Regions from separate parts of the Homo sapiens genome. Here all the other regions are linked to region 1. A link is an interaction called in ENCODE POLR2A ChIA-PET data of the cell type or tissue named here. Cell type or tissue: HepG2. All regions are shown on one strand. Each heading gives the region's core, and the rest is flanking DNA. Links, peaks and the distances in the headings are about the cores only.

What was found. Peaks named below come from ENCODE experiments on the same cell type or tissue, not always from the same donor. Only the 100,000 strongest peaks of a DNase experiment are listed, where the experiment ranks them.
Region 2: POLR2A ChIA-PET joins it to region 1 with 11 read pairs; 2 of 35 experiments call an interaction of 5 or more read pairs at or near these places.
Region 3: POLR2A ChIA-PET joins it to region 1 with 10 read pairs; 6 of 35 experiments call an interaction of 5 or more read pairs at or near these places.

The regions. Positions count from the first base shown.
Region 1 is chr14:54,130,881-54,137,190 of GRCh38, reverse strand. The region is part of intron 4 of LOC105370507 (a long non-coding RNA gene); the gene reads left to right. Among named protein-coding and RNA genes, the nearest start is that of BMP4, 180 kb to the right of the region's middle. RefSeq lists a silencer at 2,946-3,240. In HepG2, for the core only: no CTCF peak of the experiment used is centred there; DNase peaks (open chromatin) are centred at 1,200 and 3,060; H3K4me3 peaks cover 1,139 bases.
Region 2 is chr14:54,044,479-54,050,788 of GRCh38, reverse strand. It overlaps LOC105370507 (a long non-coding RNA gene), which reads left to right. Exons shown (of 6, transcript XR_943883.3): 5 at 5,658-5,694. Among named protein-coding and RNA genes, the nearest start is that of BMP4, 91 kb to the right of the region's middle. In HepG2, for the core only: no CTCF peak of the experiment used is centred there; DNase peaks (open chromatin) are centred at 1,808, 2,708 and 4,288.
Region 3 is chr14:53,940,048-53,946,357 of GRCh38, reverse strand. No RefSeq gene overlaps it. Among named protein-coding and RNA genes, the nearest start is that of MIR5580, 5.3 kb to the left of the region's middle. RefSeq lists enhancers at 1-9, 10-542, 883-2,327, 2,006-2,632, 2,633-3,260. In HepG2, for the core only: no CTCF peak of the experiment used is centred there; DNase peaks (open chromatin) are centred at 2,687 and 3,027; H3K4me3 peaks cover 881 bases.

The DNA.
Region 1 (6,310 bases), core at 881-5,880:
CCCCTCCTTCACTGTCAGAACACATAGGTTGGGTGGAGCTGACTCCTCCTCATGCTTCAGGGCTGGCCACACTGGAAATTACATTCTCCTGCATAGTGATTGGCTCAATGATGGACATGTGACCCAATCACAGTGACATGTGACCCAATCACAGTGGAGAAGACTTAGTTCTTGGAGATCGTTAGAAAAAGAGAAATCTTTCTGTGGAGGTTGTTGTGAGGATAAAAAGTGACCTGGAGCTTCTCGCTTCCATCTTGTCACACCCCACCCCCAGTGGCCTGGTGGTGGGGTTGGGGAGCCTTCCTGAGAATGGAGCCTGCAAAGAGGAAAGCTGATCAAGACACAGAGAGGCAACTTCATGAAAAATTGAGCACCTGGATCCAGCCATGACGGAGTTCACAATACCCTTAGATTTTTTTTTTTTAAATCATCTTCTGATTTATGTTGAAGGCAGTTTGAGTTGTTTTCATTCACTTGCAACAAAGAGAGCCTTGAATTAACACATGTCCAGGCAGGGAGGAGACATGAAGCATCCTTTTACTCTTATCCATGTTCTCAGACATATTAATCCATTTTACTTTTTAGGGAAATCCTTTATCTCCCTTAATAAAGTCAATCCAGATTGCCTAAAATTATCACTGGAGGAAGATCTTCACATTGGGAGGAGGTCTTGACCCCTGAATTTTGTCTTCCCCTTGGTTATTTCTTGCTCATGCTACTGCTGCCGTGACACATAAAAAGACCCAAACCCTTCTCTCCTCTTCATAAACACATGTACAGGTTCTGCAAGATTGGCAGTGAAGGGAGAATCTCCTTGTTCGAGAGACTGGCTGGACCTCATAACCTCAATGCCCATTCCCCTGATGTTTGTCTTTCATTGATATTATTAAAAGACATTATTATTTCCTCACATGCTTATGTTGAGCAGATGAGGAAAATGGGCCACCCTGACCTCCCGCTTCCTTGAACCCACCTCACTCCCACCCAGCATTATGTACACAATTGCACAACCTCTCCCTTTCCTCTGACCATAACTAAGCCAGGGTGGACAGAAGGAGCAATTGTTGCAGCGACACTCTCATGCTGCCCTGCTTCCTTTCTCCTCTGCTCCTGTTAGGTAACCCCTCTCATCAACTCCTTATTTGAGGTTTATGTGCTCAGCTTGACCTTGAGAACATTTTGGTGGTTAAAGTATATAGAGTTGACTGTTTTTTTCCAACGAAGGTTTGGAAAACATATTCCAACACAACACCATTTTATTTTTCTTGTAGAGTCTCTAAGGGCAGTATTGCTCCATAAAAGAAACTGGTTACAACAGATTGTTGTTAAGATACCATTCTCTGTGTCAAGGGTGGATGTGAGGTCATATGTGATATTGTCCATTTTAAAACATCTGGTCATGTCAGTACAGACTCTTCTGGGAGTTCTGACATTGGGTACACACCAGTGGAACGTTTTACAAAGAAGTTGACAGGCTCTACTGGATATTTTGGAATCAGAATTTCTGAGGTGGGCCCAGTTACATGTACTTCGAAAAAGCTCTGAAGGTGATTCTGGCAGACAGCCAGGTTGAAAAACGCTGGACCAAGATCTCAGGACTTGGGGAGACTCAAGAGAGTCAAAACTGTACCAAGGCTGGTTTTGAACTCATTTAATAATATGTAGATTATTGCTTTCACTCTCTACATATTTTGGTTATCTATTGCTGCATGACAAACTACTATAATATTTAGTGACTTAAACCAGAAGTGATTTATACTCTCATGAATCTATTGACTGGCAGTTCTGTTTTGCAAGGTGTCAGCAGGGACACTGGGTACAGCTGGAAGGTTCAGAATGGCCTCAGTTCCATCTCTGGCAGTTTATATACTGGCCTCTGGCTGGGACCTTAACTGGGGCTGTAAGCCAAGGTTTCAAGTCTGCTCCACATGGGTCTTTCCACATGGCTGCATGGGTTTACTTACAGCATGGTGGCTAGGGGATAAAAAGGTGCATTCTGGCCAGGCACGGTGGCTTACACTTGTAATCCCAGCACTTTGGGAGGCCGAGGCAGGTGGATCACAATGTTAGGAGTTTGAGACCAGCCTGGCCAACACAATGAAACCCCGTCTCTACTAAAAATAGAAAAAGATTAACCAGGCATGGTGATGGGCACCTGTAATCCCAGCTACTTGGGAGGCTGAGGCAGGAGAATTGCTTGAACCAGGGAAATGGAGGTTGCAGTAAGCTGAGATCGTGCCACTGCATGCCAGCCTGGGTGACAGAGCTACACTCCATCTCAAAAAAAAAAAAAAAGAAGTGCATTCTATGAGAACAAAACTCATCACATAGCCAAGCCTAGAGGTAGTGTGAGAGGAGATAACACTAGGGCTTGAATTTTAGAATCTGTGGTCAATAGAGGCACCAAATCTCAATCTGCCATACTACCTTCTGGTATCTTCATGATAAAGATTCTGTATGGTCCCAAAACATAAAGCATATGGAAGTGGGTAACGGTTTATCATATTTCTTATTGTCTGAGAGCTTTGTTGTCTGCTGCATTCTGCTTCCCAGACAATATCCTCCTTATCACCTTTGAGCCATGTACAGGCTAGATCTACCCGTAGGGTATGCTATTTATTATTTCGAACCATCTTATTTCAGTTTTTATCTTCCTTCTTCTCCCCACCATATAGAGACTTAGGGCGAGTTTCCAGACTGGTAATGCTTGATATGAAATATTTCCTTCCATGTGGGTAAAACAACAAATATTTTAAAGCACAGATGGAAAAATTCATTTATTCCACAAACATTTTCTCAGTACCCAGCATGTGCTTTACTCTTTCTCACATCTTTTTCTCTCTTTCTCCTCTCTCTCATAATAACATAAAAAGGATAAAATAAATTGCAATAGTAAAACATTGTCACCCACAATCGTAGACACTGGTTACTAATCAACCAGTGCCTGGTAGATGAATGAAAAGCTAGTTTTATTTGCTGCTCAGTGGAGCTCGAATGACCAGACAGGTTTACCTATTTGTGAAGACACTGGTGCTTATCACATGTGGATTGCCCTGTGTGAGTGAGAGAGGGATTTCACAACTCCTGTAACATGAGTCAGGTGGTGTGGTGCTCAAGAGCTGATGAGTGAGGAATAGAACTCTGAAGTTTACTCCGGAGGGGAAAATCATAGTTCAAAGTGAGCATGGGTCACTGGAAGACAGAACAGTCTGGCTGGAAGGAGGTAGAGACAGCTGATTTTAAGTAAAAGGTAGGGTGTCCCTAGGGGATGAGATCAAATAAAACATACTGTATAAACACCCTCCTCCAACACTTGTATCCTTGAAGATAAGGGTAAGGAGGAACAATGAGGAGGAACAGTAAGGAGGAACACTTGTATCCATGAAGATAAGGGTAAGGAGGAACCATGAGGGCATTTTGAAAAGATGAAGTCTTAATGGGAAATTAGATTCTAGAGGGTTGGGAAAAGCTATTAACTCCTTTCCTATTCCTGAGCTGGAAGCCATCTCTACTTAACTCTTACTGTATTTTATTTGTACCTTCTTGGGGCATTTATCATTATTATTTTGTATTAGTAATTATCCATCTTTACTTCTACACATGTTGGCAAAATTCTCATCCAAACCATCTTTCTCTCTTCTTAATACAAGACCCTACATCTAATAGGACTTCAGTTAACATTGGGTGAATGGATGCATGCATGAATTGCAACACTGTTAGCTGTGTCCCCAGATCCTTCTCAATTCCTAACTGCTGCCCCATTTGAAGTTCTTGGGAAGGTAAGACACAAGCCACTCCAAGCAGATGGGTGCTATTTATTCATAGTTGAAGCTTTTGCATAAATTCTTCTTAGTTTTCGTACTCTATTGAGCTAAGACAGACAAGATAGAAACCTCAAGAATTCTCTTTACCATCCCCCTCTGATGTTGAAACATAACAGGATGAAAGCAGCCTCTTTCCGAAACCTTCTCTTTGTTATTCTGGCTTCTCACTCAGAGCTCTCTTCCCAAAGCATCAGGTACCTTTCCTCTCCATCTTAGTAAGCCTCAGCCAGTGTGGAGGTAAGAGAAGTCTTTATAAAGAGAATTATCACTGTTGTTTGTAACAAATGTCCCAACCTTGAGCATTTCTTGACCTTTATGGCTGTGTGTGTGTGTATGTGTGTATGTGTGTGTGTGCGTGTATGTATACTATGGCATGGAGAGTGATACAATGTACTTCCAGAATTTTTTGGTACATTATTTATGGTTTCCAAAGAATGTGGTACACATCTTTAAATATACATACACATGGATAAGCGATAAGAACTCCTTTGGATGGTTGCCTGAGTTACCCACTGCCCAATCTCATTCTTAGTACAAAACAACCTTCAGGGTAAAAATTGTTATACATTTCATTATACAGTAGACATATGGGAATATCGTGATGCCTGAAGCTTTTTAGCTGAAGGAGGCTTTGAGCCAAATTTATTCCTGGGGCACTCATGTGTAAATCCTATATATGTGGCCTATACTGAGTAACCTGTTTACAATTTATTTGTAAAAAGCATGTGGCAGCCAGTTGTCTTTTGCCTTTTTCAGTTGGGAAGACACATGGTAACTAGCTGTCTAGATTTACAGATGTGGGTCAGCTGAAGCTGAAACATTAATGTACATAGGCAGTGTGTTCCGTATATACTCCTCCTTGGTAGTTCTGTTCATGGTCAGAGGGTTTTTTTTGTTTTTGGCTTTTCTTGATTCAGATTAAATTATTATTATTTGTATATTTTTTATTCAGAGCAAAAGTCTAAAGAGGCTACATTTTGTAGAATGATTTTTGATACACAGTTTATTAAAAGTATTAACAGAACTTCGTTTTAGAGCATTAAAAAGTAATTCTGCAAGGAAATCTGGTAACTAAGAAATTCATTTGTTTAAAAGATAATGAAGGGCTAATTAGCTGTGAATGTAATTATCTCAGGGAACATTATCAGTTGCTCATTAGAGGCCTTCAATAGCAAGTTAGCTGTTCTAGAGCTAGTATCTAGGGAGTTGGTCAGTCAAAAGTTGGAAGTCTTTTGAAGACTGTGGGCTAGTGGTTTAATATTTCTAGTGGCTAGTATCCAGGTAGCATTAATTGTCATCCTTAACTCATCAAACACTTCTCCTTTACCCAATTGATGTATTACTCACATTATCAGAAATATCTTTAAAGATACTGGTTTTTAAAATAGAGTCTTGGTAATTAATGCAAAATGTAAAGCAATGGTTGCTTATGTTTTTGAGTATATTCAAGTATGTTTACGTGCTTAAAAAATTGTATGTGCTACCCTGGACATCACTTGAGTGTCCTTATATATAAGGGAAATGGGTAATAGTGTGCATATATGTGCATGTACATAAACCATAAACACACAAGTGCACACACACACACATATTTGTCATATAAATATGACAATGTGAAATCATAGGAGTTGGGTCAGTGCCTACTATTTTATTGCCCCCTTTTTGGGGAAAGGAGAAAATCTAATGGCAAAGAATGAATTGAAAGATGGTAAAACTTAGAGTTTGTGTCTACTAATAGCCAATCTAGGGGAAATTTATTTTCTGAGCTTTAATTATTCCATTCCAAAGTAATATTTAATGAGGCTGGGAATGGTATCTCACACCCAGCGTTTTGGGAGACTGAGGTAAGAGGATCAGTTGAGCCCAGGAGTTAGAGGCCAGCCTGGGTAACACACCAAGACCCTGTCTCTACAAAAAGAAAAGAATTAGCTGGGTGTGGTGACACACGCCTATAGTCCCAGCTCCTCAGGAGTCTGAGGCAGGAGAATCTCTTGAGCTTAGGAGTTCGAGGCTGCAGTGAGCTGTACTCCAGCCTGGGTAACAGAGCCGAGACCCTGTCTCTAAAAACAAAACAAAAAAGTAATATTTAATGGATGAGAAAAGAGTAAATGACTAAGGTGATATGTAAGCATTAAACTCTGTCTAAAAGGTATCTACTTGGTTTCTTTATCTTGAATAAACCAAATGTCAGAATAATATTTTGGGCTACTTTATAGAACAAAAAGGTCAACAACGTGAAAGTAATTAAACTAATATCGGAAGGCATCACCAGCATGTTTGTTTTAAACAAGTGTGGTTTACTGCTCTCCAAATGCTATTTACCTAAAATGAATAACACATATGAGAACAGTGGAACAGAAACAGCAGCACACAAGTTGAAGACAGCGTTATATTCTTTCTAAGAATGGAAATGAGTGGGAGGCTGAGGTAGGAGAATCGCTTGAACCTGGGAGGCGGAGGTTGCTGTGAGCCAAGATCGCGCCATT
Region 2 (6,310 bases), core at 584-5,583, 86 kb after region 1:
TATTCTTTAGAAGAATTTTTTCTCTTCCTCAACCAGACCAAGTCTAGGATCTACTATTGCATTTGGTTATCACGTCTCTTTAGCCCCTTTTAGTCTGGAACATTGTCCCAGCCTTTGTCTTTTATCACATTGACATTTTTAATGAATACAGTCCTATTAGATTGAAGTTATGCATTCTAGGCCAGAGAACTGCATAGGTGATGTGTCCTTCTCAGGGTATCATGTTTGTTCTTCAGTGGTAATGTTAATTTCAATGACTTAGTCAAGATATTGTCCAAATTTTCAATTTTATAAAACTGGGGCTTTTATCACCGCCCCCCCCACTCCGCCCCTGACTCCCCACTCATGGAACTAATAAGCAGTCTGTGAGGTGGCACTTTAAAATGATGCAAATATCCTGGTTCTCATCAAAATTTCCTGGTAGGTGTAGCATTCATTCATGAGTCTTGTCTGACCCAATCTTTACTATCATGGTTGTGAAGTAAAGGTCTTTCAGTGCCGGCACTCTTTCACATTCACCAGACAGCTGTTACATTTCACTGCAACCCATGGTTTCCCTCACTTATTTACTATTTACTATTATTGGTATGGACTTGTGAATTCCTATTTTTTCAATGCTTTATAATTCCTTGCTATACTTATTTCTTTTAGTGCTCAAATTTATGTATTCTCATTTATGTAAAATACCAGGCAAATGCAGCTTTATGCAGCATACTCACATCCAATCAGATTGCAGCCCCTAAGTCTCTTCTAGTAGAAATTCTGGAGCCATCACTGTGTGTATGTGGCACGTATAAGACATACTTAGATATGCATAGATGCTCAGAAAACTGATAACAGGGGCTATCTTGAGAGAAGGAGATTAGAAGACAGAGATTTGAGGTTGGAGAAAAATTTAATATTCACTTTTGTAATATTTGAATTTTTTAAAGTATATGTAATAAATCATTAAAAATAAAAGGCTTTTTTTTTTTTCCCAAGCCAGTATCAGCGAAGCCAGACTAACTTGGAACACATTTTATTTTCTCAATCATTAAACTTCTAGGTTCCATTTTAAAACTTGGTAGGCAGACAATCTCCACTATCTAAATAGTGTTATTTGGTGGTCAACTTTAATTTGGGCCTGTGTTTCAAGGCAGGCCTCTTACACTAGGGCTGCAAATTCTGACTACTGACTCTGAGTTTTCAAATTCAGAAAGTGATTTCCAATGCCAGTGTTAACATGGTGTAATTGCTGTGCAATGCAGTACTGCTTCAGCCCTAAGCTCCATTCTATTAAGTTTTGCAAGCTGGGAGATGGGAGACTGTATGTGAGGTTATTAGATTGAGTGCTCATTTCAGCTGTTTTCTCATTTAGCTCCACTTGTCTAGGTTCGCAACGATGGCTGATTGGGCCCATGATGGTGCTTTGGAATGTAAATTGATTGCTGAGATGCCTGCCATTAAGTAGCTGTCCTACCTATATTTTGGATTATTTTGAAAATTCTGTATAAATCCACACACAATAGATCTTAGAATTTCTCTGCATTTAAAACATATGCTGTCACTGTGGTAAGAAATTTCTGTGAACCTTGCAAAGCTGTAGATGCCCTGGCTTAGCACAGAGCAGTTTATAACATACAACCCAGATGCAAGCTCCATTGGCCTACTCACAAGCAGCCTCGTGTAATTATTCCTCCATTAAGCCTATATGCAGACCACACTGAACTCAACCATAGTCTTTCTTTGAAAAAAAAAAAAAAAAAAAGGTGGCTTTATTATAAACACGAGGAAGCTGGATATTTTTGAGAGGTGTTTGCATTTTGAAGCCTTGTGGTTTTCTTCATCTCTTCAATAATCATTAACATGCTCAATAGTTAACCTTCCGGAAATGTGAAACTTTATATCTGAACTTTGCAGCATCTGTCTTGCAATGCAGACTGAGTTTGCTGAGGCTGTTTTTATAATCACTGGTGGTAAAATCAGGAAGACGCAAAATGAGCGTGTACTCAAGTGCAGTTCATCCAACATTCTAGACCTTAAATTAGAGTGATGAGCATAAACACTGCAAACAGAGTTTTTTTTTTTTTTTTTTAACTAAATTGCAATTATATTTTAAATTACCTACAATTACCAGAAACCATCTCAAAGCTAGAAATTAACTTCTTAGGCACTGGTCCCAGCAGATCAGCTGTTAAATGGACCATCCTGGGTAGCTGACTTCCCACTCTCGTTTCCTTCTGCACACAGCCTTGCACAAGCCAGGCAAGGTGGAACAGCAGGGCGGAGCCCGCGGTTCAGGGTCACGTGATAGGCGTTGGCCCTCAGAATGGTGCAACCATATTTTTACAACTTCCCAAATTACAGTTTCATTCAGGTTCATGACATTTTCATGAAATACTGTGCTAGCTTTCTTTTCGAGAGTAAGTGACGATTTTATTTTAGATTTTAATTGAACTATTTTTATGCAGCGGGTTTTGTCATCTGGTATTTAGGGCATGGAATTGGGTCCAGGAACCACTAGGACTATTCCTAGCTAGTCACTCACTGTGTGACCTTGGTAAGGGCTCTTCTGGGCTTTGGAGTCCCTGTCAGAATGATAAAGGCTGAGCCGTTGGGAAAGAACTGGACGACCTCCCTTGGAGTACCAGCTAGGGGTTGGAGGTTGGCTTAGGCTCAGGGCTAGGTTCAGCCTCATCCCACAGTCAGACCCCTCTCTGGTCTTTGTTGTCACATTCCCTTTCTGTGAAAGGATGGGGAACTTTGGACAGCCTTTCTTTACACTGCCTGGCTGGTACATAACTCAGCACATGGTTGACTTGAAGTCAACACTGTAGAGTACTTTGAAATGTAGAAATTTATACTTAGTGCGTTTGGGAGTGGATTAACTAGTTTAAATCTCACGGCCTCTTGTTCCTCGAGGAACTCATAACAAGCCTCTCTTCCTTGATCCAGTCTCTTATCTTGAATCCACAGCCCTAACTGTCTCCAAAGTGGTTTTGCTGAAATGCAAAGCAATGCCAATTTTCTTCTTAAAATCCTTCAACATTTCCCCATTGCTAAGGGCCATGCTGACTTGATTCCTGCTAATGCCTCTGCTTCACACTCCACACTTCTGCACACCAAATTATTCCTGTTTCTTTCCAATACACTACTCTTGTTCCTGTAAGACATCTTGTTTCATGCTGCCTTTCTTTCTGGCCTGTTCCCCTTGTTACTTCTGCACTTGGCTAAATCACAAACAATATTGATGCCTCTGTTTAAACCACCCTCTCGAAAAAGCCTCTATAGAAGCCCCTATATTGTGGAAGATACTCCATTTTAACTTACCATTTAATAAAGTTTTTTGAGTGCCTTTACTATGCACTCAATGTTATTAATCAATAGGTGTCATTTTGCTCGCATTAATCTTTCCGCTCATCTCTAGCTATGGAGAAAAGGAGGAGGGGGTCCAAAGAAGAAGAATTTGATTTCCGGGTGCCTATGAGAGGGGTCGCCACATGGGTGATGCTCTTTAGGGCTTGTTTGGAAGACCCATAAATTTTTAAGATCTGGAGAAAGGTGGAGCAGAATGAACATGCCTCTCAGCCATGAACTCATAAAGTTGAAAGATACAATTCAAGCCCAAAGTAAAAGACAGGTTTGTGTATTCTTTTGGACTCCATGTATGTATTGGACTAACAGAAAGTTTGGCTAATAATAGACTATATCACCCCTCCTTGTACTATTAAGGATGTGATACTAAAGTTATATTAAAACAGCTATTATAACTAGGAGATAAACTATGAAGAAGATTCATTTGATTATGCTGTGCTCTATAAATCATTTCAGTGATTTGATTAAATAATGTTTATTTAACCAAACTGCTGGGAGATTTCTGAGGGACAGATAGATAGGTGTAGAATTAAAAGGTGACAAAAGGTGGGCTAAAGTGTCTGCAATCACATTGTATCAACAGGAATTCCTTTGGCATCAATAGAAAGCCTAACTAAGAGACTTAAACTATTTTACTTACAAGCATTCCTCTGGAGGTAAGCAACTGTTTGTAGTTAAGAGCTCAAAAATACCAAGGTCAGTGTTTCTCCAATTCTTGTTGGCCTTTCTCTTGAGGTCATGAGGTGGCTGTCACAGCTCTAGACACTAGTCTATTCCCAAGGCAGAAAAAAGGGGACACAGCAGGGGTGATGCTTGTGGCATATGTCCTTTATGTCAGGAAAGAAACACTTTGCCAGAAGCCTCTGGAGACGTCCGCTTTTACCTCAATAGGAATCAGACTTTCTCACATGGACAACCCTCACTGCAAGAGAGCAGAAAAGCAAATATTTGGCTTTTCTAGCCTCTCTAATGGAGGATGCCAGAGGAGGTGGATTTGCAAATGGGAGTTGGACTAGCCAACCAATGGCATCTGCTACCATGTTGTCCAGTGCTCTCAGAAGTCATCACCCTTCACTGTTATTTATCATTGTCTTGCTCTTTGGGACTCTTTTAAAGTAAAACCTGGCAAAAATATGAAGTTGTGCATCGTTTATAAATTTCATCAGTTACCACAACAATGTGACTGCTGTCTTCAACAGGCTGTTCTGTACTTGGAGAAGAAGCATTTGCCTATGGTGTCAGGGAAAATTTTCTAATCTTGTTGTTTGGATAGATTTGAAAAAAAAGTGCAAATAAAAACGTCTGTCCTTGGTTTAACTTTTCACTCTTGTTTATTCATGGGTGCTTCTAAGAGCTTTTGCAAGTAAACCTTCTAAATCTTAAACTAAGTGTGGTAGGCAAACCGTCTCAAAGTTTACGGTTTACACTACTGATCGGGAAGAATAACAATCCATTAATTCTGATGAGGTAACTTATTAAAGGGCTCATGTGGAGTAAACAAGGGGGATTCTAGCAAGTTTGAAATCTTGAAGCCACACCGTCTTCTCTTTGTGGTGGTATATCCACAGACACCTCTCTGCTTCAGAAACACGTGTGGGTAATATGCTATTGTATCGATGGCGAAGGCAGTACAAAGTAGTGCTTAAGACATGAGTTATGGAGCCAGACTGTCTAGTCTCCAGTCCTACTTATGAACTGTGTGACCTAGGACAAGTTACTTAAACTCTCTGTGCCTTCAAATGTTACTATAATAATACTCAGTTATATTGAGAAAGTTTCCCAATAGAATATATGTAAAAATTGATAAATATTACCTCTTGTGATTATATAATGGTGTTGTATAATGGTAATACCCACCAGGGCAAGTGGGCACTTTGTTTCTCTCTCTTTTCCTTCCTGCTGGTATGTACCCCTTCTGGATGCTTCATTGTTAAAGAAGAAGCACTCATATTTGTTAACATTTAAATGCTCAACAGCACAGTACTTAATTACTGTGTGTATACTCTCATGCAGTGTGTATTATTGCCATGATTTCACAGAAAGAAAAGGAAATTGAGAAGACAGGTGAAGGAACTTGTTCAAGCCACACAACTTGCTGGAGTTAGAATGAGAGCTCAGGTGTCTTGTATTTTAAGCCTGAACTTATTCCCATTATGACATTATTGAGTTGCATTGTAAAGTTTAAATTAGCTTTTTATATGCATATGTATCTTTCTGCATATAATTTTCTCATGCTCTGGGAAAATCTGCACAACTCACAATCATCCTCTTTTTTTTTTTTTTTTTTTTGATAACTGTTTCAGGGTCCTAATAAGGAAGATTCCCAAAGGCTCTGCAAAGGTAAAGGTAATGCTTATAAAGTGCAGTTAGCACCCAGGAAATTTTACCTGCTGTATCGTTATTAAATGAACCTATCTTCTCTGACAAAGTTTGAATGGAACTAGAGAACACACTTGACCCAGGCTGAGCCAGTTGAATTCTTTCTTCAAGAATTTGGAATTTAAATCCAAATTTACCTCCTTTTAGTGGCTTCATAATATTCTAAAACTTTTTGTATTTACTAAGACACTTCTTGGAGTAAGAAGCCATACTTAAGCTCTAGGGATCATATTCATTTGAATCTCTTTATATGGCATCCCATGGCTGGTATTGAAAGCTAGGGGCCTGTGAAACTTTTGATGAAGACCTTGCTTGGTTTACCTACATCAGAATGTGTTACAGATAATTCATTAGAGACAGCATGCCATTGGAACCAAGTTGGTGGAAATTCAGAATCAGTGAAGTACCCATCATACCACAAGGGTTGATGGAATGCTGACCTGCAGAGAGGGAAATGGAGGAGATTAAAAAGAAAAAGTAAAGCAGAGGCAAGAGGATGAGAAGTGGAGTGAGTCCTGCTAGGAAACTTGTGGCCTTTCAGTTCTTGGTTCTGGTTACTTTTGAAATTCCTGTCCTC
Region 3 (6,310 bases), core at 584-5,583, 190 kb after region 1:
GAGCCGCTGTCTTGGGCCCCTTGGGGACACGGAGAGCCCTGGGTCCCAGCTGAACTGCAGCCAGGGCCCCGCTCCCCAACAGTCGGGGGACGGAGGTGAACGGGAGAGGCCACGGGTGTGCAAGAGTGGAGCTGGACGATTGCTTTCAGAAATGAGATGCCAAGCCATGATACATAATGACAGCACCTCAGCTGACCTCCGCAGGGCCTCTGGACCGGGGACTCACCGTGCCCGCCCCCACTCCCTCTCCAAAGGTGAGCCAGGAGCATAAAGCTTATCCCAGGCCCAGGTCTCCGAACTATTTGTCATCAAAGATACTTTTGCTTCAACACAAAACCAATTTTACAAACTATTCACATACTCTCTTTTGAAAAGGAAAAGAATAATGCAAATGCAACGTTGGTGACCTTACATTACCTGGGAATCAGAAGGTTATTAGTATTCCCTAGGGGAATTTAGGATAACTGGTGGACTGCCAAATTAGAATTGATGCAAAGTTATTCAGGCTTACCTTGTGATACAAACTAGCACAATTCTGAAAACTATAACTGGAAATTAAATTCAGAGTGGTTAGAAATGTGGTCTAGGTGGGATTGCAAGGATCTCATTTCCCTATGCATTTAGCACCTAATGGCAGAATAAATAAACAGAACTGCAATGCTCACCAGTGGAGAAAAGTGGCTGATTTTAGGAAAAATGTCAAATTGCTCTAATGTTAAAAAAAAAACACACAGAAATTATTTTGAAAAAGGAGTCAAAAGTTCAAGGTGTGCAACTTTGAGTCAATTCTAGAAAAAAATCTAAAATTTTTTTTCAGCTTGGAAGCCATTTGAAATTACCATTCATAAGTCACTTTATTTAAAGCATTAACTGCAGCAAGTTCCAGTTGTTTCTGCTTTCGCTCGCTCTTCAAAATATTCTTTATAAACTAAGTGAAAATATAAAAGTTATAGTATGCTGTTCAGAACAAACAATTCAGAAAATACTGTCGGATTCCAAAATGTTTACCTCAAAAATGTGAAATTTGAGGAAAAGAAGACAAGATGGAAGAATAATTTGCTGCGTTGTGTTACTAATGAGAATTTCTGAAGTCCAGCTTTCAGTCAGTTTTGCCACATTTTCTAAAGAAAAGATCTCATTGATCTTTTAACTTTTTATAGCTTGATTTCTAGCAAAAATATTTTTAAATGACTACAAAGTTCCCTACCCCAAATCCTGGAACCTGGTAGCCTGGTGCAAGTAGATTCTAGTTTTGCAAAATTTCATTACTGTTACTTTAGCAATATGTTTTTTCCAGTTTTATTAACTGAAGCCCTCATCAGCAGATAATTCTCTAAACAGTCTAAAGCACACTGATTGAGATTTTAATTGGCTAGACTCAATAGTTTAGTCCTGTAATTATTTCTCTCTCCCTAAGGTACCAGCAAGTGATTCCATCCTGCATATAGTTGTCCATGATTGGGTTAAGAAAATGTACAACTGTGTTCAACTCAAGCTTCATGCTGATTTAATCTTTTAATCCTTGTCATTTGGTTTTCAAAGCAGTTTGTTTCTGAGGTAGGACCTAGGCAAAGAGGCCAAAGATATGGACCTTACAAGAGAGAAAGAGATGAGGGGTGGTATGGTTAAGGCTACACCCAATGTTCCCTGAATTCATTTATAATTCAAATGTAGAAAAATGTCTATCTTTTGAGAACTGACTTATACACCTTCTTTGATTGGTCAGTAAAAGCTACATAACCCAAAGTGTTAACTTAGCTCCAGAAAGCTCAGACCCAAGCATTTAATGTCCAATTGCAATGTTTCCTTCCAGCTGGATATACACAACTTTTTCCTTCTATTGTTTCTAAAATGTAGTAAAATGACATTCAGATTCCTTTTTGAGAAAGCGAGTTTACTTACAATCCCATCCTCCTAAAACAACTACTTAGGTTTTTGTTTTCTTCTAGTCTTTGTTCATATGTTTATGTTTTCCTATAGCGTTTGTGTTCTGTTTTTCTTAATTTCGGATTAATATTATAACCTTAACATATGTTAAATCCTAAATGTATGGTTTATACATATGTCAGTGTGGATCACCTCCACTCCTTTGTGAGAAAGTTGGCTGGGTATAAAACTTAAATGTTTAACCTCAAGCAATTTTAAGCTGCCTGGACATAGTATCAGGGCTGTGGGCATCATGTCCAAATCTTATTAAGATTCTTACTGACTTCTTAAGGCTCAGCTTAAGCATTGTGGTCCCAGTACTAAACAGAATGCTCCTTTGTGTGATTTAAGTATTCTGAAAAGTGGGTTACCTGACATCCCAGGCTCAGACATTTTTGTTGACTGAGCACATTGGAAGACTTGCATCCACACGATTTGATCAACTTGGGAATATATTCCTTCCCTGGAGAAAGTCAGTTGCAACCTGGGGAAGGAAGGACATGCTTAAAAGGTCTCTGTCTCATGCACTCAGAAGCCACTGAGTTGAGCAATTTCCTATTTGACTCAATGTGCGTCTCTCATTTTCATGCTTTGATTTTTTGCACTGGTTTTCTTGGTAATGAAGGGTAGTGGGAAAGGGAGGCAGAATTATCTAAATACAGTAATTACCAAATTGAAACCTATTCAAACAGCTAGGTTACTAGGTTCAGACTGACCTTGACACTTTCAACCTTCAGATTCCAGTTGGTTGGGGTCAGCCACAAATGTCGAGTTGCTGAGTGATTTCCACATGCTTCTTTTGTGTACCTTAACAAGGGCAGACAAAAGATGTTTTTCCAGTGGGACTCACTCTTTATGAGGCCTGACCCTCGAAGGAGCAAATTAATCTCAGGCGATTTTGAGGTTTTAGGGCACTAAGAGAATTTTTAGAGCATGGAGAAGTAATTTGTTCAATGGTGCCTTAGAAGAGTTAATTTACCTCCAAAAGGTGAGTTCCTTTTACTATCCTGAGTCTTTTACTTCCTCTGAGATCAGACTTGTTATTTGCATAGCAAAGCATTCCATTTAGCTCGAGGGAGGGGGTGGGGGATTGTTAACAAGGAAAGTCACTTTTCCCACGTCTTTCAAAACTCAGCAATGTGGTAAGTGGGTTTGATCAACCTTTCCCCTCCCCTAAACCCCAAAACGTCAGACTATTTTGCTCATTATCTATCTTGAAATTGACCAGGTTTTCCGGATAGAAGAGTTGTAGGATTTAGTATATAGCTGCTGAGAGGACAGTTTTGCTAACATTGTTTGTTTTGGCAAGTTAGTGTAGACTTGCAGGTGAAGACTCCAGAAAAGCAAACAGCAGACTCCACCAACATCCCTCTTCCCCTTTACAGGCATCACTTTTTATTTTTAATAAATCAGGGAGGTGCTTTTTAATAGATTCGTGACACTTTGCATGGGAATTATACACATTTACCTTGGTATTATGTTTCCCACTTGGCTGTCCTGCTTATTCCACCCAAACTCATCTATGCACTTAAATCACAGTCTCTGAGGGCCTACACTGTGTGTAGGTTATTGTTTATTTGCTTGTCACTTAGCAATTCTCAAGAACTAGCTCATAATTTATTTTAACCAAATATGCTCCACCTTAGAGACCCAACACTGTAAATAAAGGGGACTTTTCAGCATTCTAGAAGATTGAACAATCCGGGGTCCTAATTAGCATGGAATCAACTGGTAGTTACTTTTAAGTGTCTATTCTTTCCAAATTGGGAGATTAGTCACAGGGATCTGAGGGAAGAAACTGGACGTTTAATAAGCCCTATTGATAAGAAGGGGCAATTGTAAAAATACAAAAGTTTAGCTGCTGGAAGATAACCTTACATTTTGAGCATTTGTGGGAGAATATAATTCTAGCTATATCTCCCTAAGATCACTAATGTTATATAACAAGTCATAGTGACCCGAAGAAAAGTAAATTTAGGAAAATGTTGGCGGATGGGAACAGCAAGCAAAACAAAATGGTCTGTGGTCTATTCTGCATTATTCAGCCCATTGACAAAGTTTCTAGGCTTCTCTAGGAGAAGCAGGGCTCTGTGTTCGGTATGTGATGGGGTAGGGGAGAATCAGGAGGGGTCTTCTGTTTTCCCTAGAATAGTTTACAGTGAAAATGTATTTAGGTTGTATATCTATAATTAAATATAGAATTTTGACAGAATTTATCTCCCCTAACAGAATTTTAAATAGCGAAGTTTTTACTAACATAAACATGCATTTATAAAGAATTCATTCCATGGAGGAGAATGAGAGATGTTAATAAGTACAAACAAATTAATTAGAAAGAATGAATAAGACCTAGTATTTGAAAGCACAACGGGACGACTATAGGCAATAATAATTGTACATTTAAAAATAACTAAAAGGGTGTAATTGGATTTTTGTAACATAAGGGATAAGTGCCTAGGGGGATGGATACCTCATTTTCTGTGACATGATTATTATGCATTGCATGCCTGTGTCAAGACATCTCATGTACCCCATAAATATATATGTCTACTATGTACCCACAAAATTTTTTAAAAAAGAACTCATTCTATCTCTGTGTTATAATGCTGGGAAAGTTTTTTGTTTTGTTTTGTTTTGTTTTAAAGATATGGATATGTACATAGACAAAAATCTGGCCATTGGTGGGAAAATTATATTATAATGAGAAGAAAATGCTTCCTAGGTTAATTTAATGCAACACTAACTAAAATTTCTTTAAACATATTTAATGGAACTTGAAAGATAGTCACATGGACCAACAAATGGGGAAGAATATGTCCCCAAATTTTAAGGTAACAATAGTCTCCTTGTCTTGGCAGATGTGTACAAAATGACAATTTTTAAAAGTCTTTGTTATTAGGTTATCATTAAAAAAATAGATCAGTGGATAAGCAGATAGTTCAGAAATATATTTAAAATACGATTAGAATTTAACATCTGACACACTAGGAGCAAGACAGGCTTATAAGAATTACTAAGAAATGATACTTGGTAAATAGATAGCATGCAAAAGTGATTTAATATAGATGTGTATGTTACACTAAACTTCAGAAATGTCTAAACATATTAAAGAGCTAATCATATTTTTAAGTATAGGAAGCTCTATTTTTAAGTATGGGAAAATTGAATTGCCTAGTATCCAAATCTATCAAATAAACACACACATTCAGACTACTTATGAAATTGAGGGTGTTATCAGAAGTTTAAAGAAACTAGGTTTGATAAGTAGAATTTTAAAAAAAATTATAGCAAAATGTAATAAAAACAAATGTAAAAAGCAAAAACCAGAGTATGAAACATGATGAGTACTTGATAAATATTTACTATAAAATGTATAAATTATGGCTATAATCCCAGGTCATATGAAGATTTACAGTTAAAGTAACAACAGATGCTCTAGACCAGATGTTGGCAAACTTTTTCCATAAGGGGCCAGATAGTCCATATTTTAGGCCTTATGGATCATAGGCCTCTGTGGCAACTACTCAACTCTACCAGTCCTAGCACAAAACTGGTCATAGAGAGTAGTAAACAAATGCATGTGGCTGCGTCCCAGTAAAACTTTATGGACACGGAAACTTGAACTTCATATAATTTTTGCTTGCTGTGAAATATTCTTTTGATTTTTAAAGACTGTTTAAAAATGTAAAACTATTCTTAGTTCACAGATGGTAAAACACAGGTGGTAGGCTGGATTTGGCCTGAAAGCTATAGGTTACCAGCCCTTGCTTGTTTTTGTTTTTGACCTGTGTAACCCAACGCATTTTCCTTGAAACAACAGTCTCAAGAGCTCGTTTCTGAAAAAAAGGATGTCATGATGAAATGTATTTGGAAAATGCTGTGATCTGTATTACTGACTTGAAAATTTACAATGAGCATTATATTTTAAAGTTTTCGAGAAATCCCATAGTAAGAAACCTGCCTGGCTTTCACCAACCCAGTGATGCTTCAACTTACCTAACCTCAGTACTCCTTTTTGTCCCTCACATTCCCAACCGTGCAAGGCCAATGCACAGTTGGCCCTGGCCTATTCTCTCCGATGGCACTTGATACTTCTTCTTTCCTTGTTAACTACATTCCAGCCATACTGGCCTTCTTTCTGTTCTTTAACCACCATGTACATTCATTCATTCTTGCCTTGGATGTTCTTCTGTCTGCTGTCCCCTCTGCCTGCAAGGTTCTTCTGCAAGATCTTCACAGGCTGGCCTTCTTGTTATTCAGTTTTCAGCTCAAATGTCTCCTCCCCAGTGAGGCCTTCTCTGATGTGCTATTCTAAAACGACTCCTCCATCCAGCATGCTCACCCGCATGCCTCTGTACTGTTTTCTTCATGGAACGTTCTATGA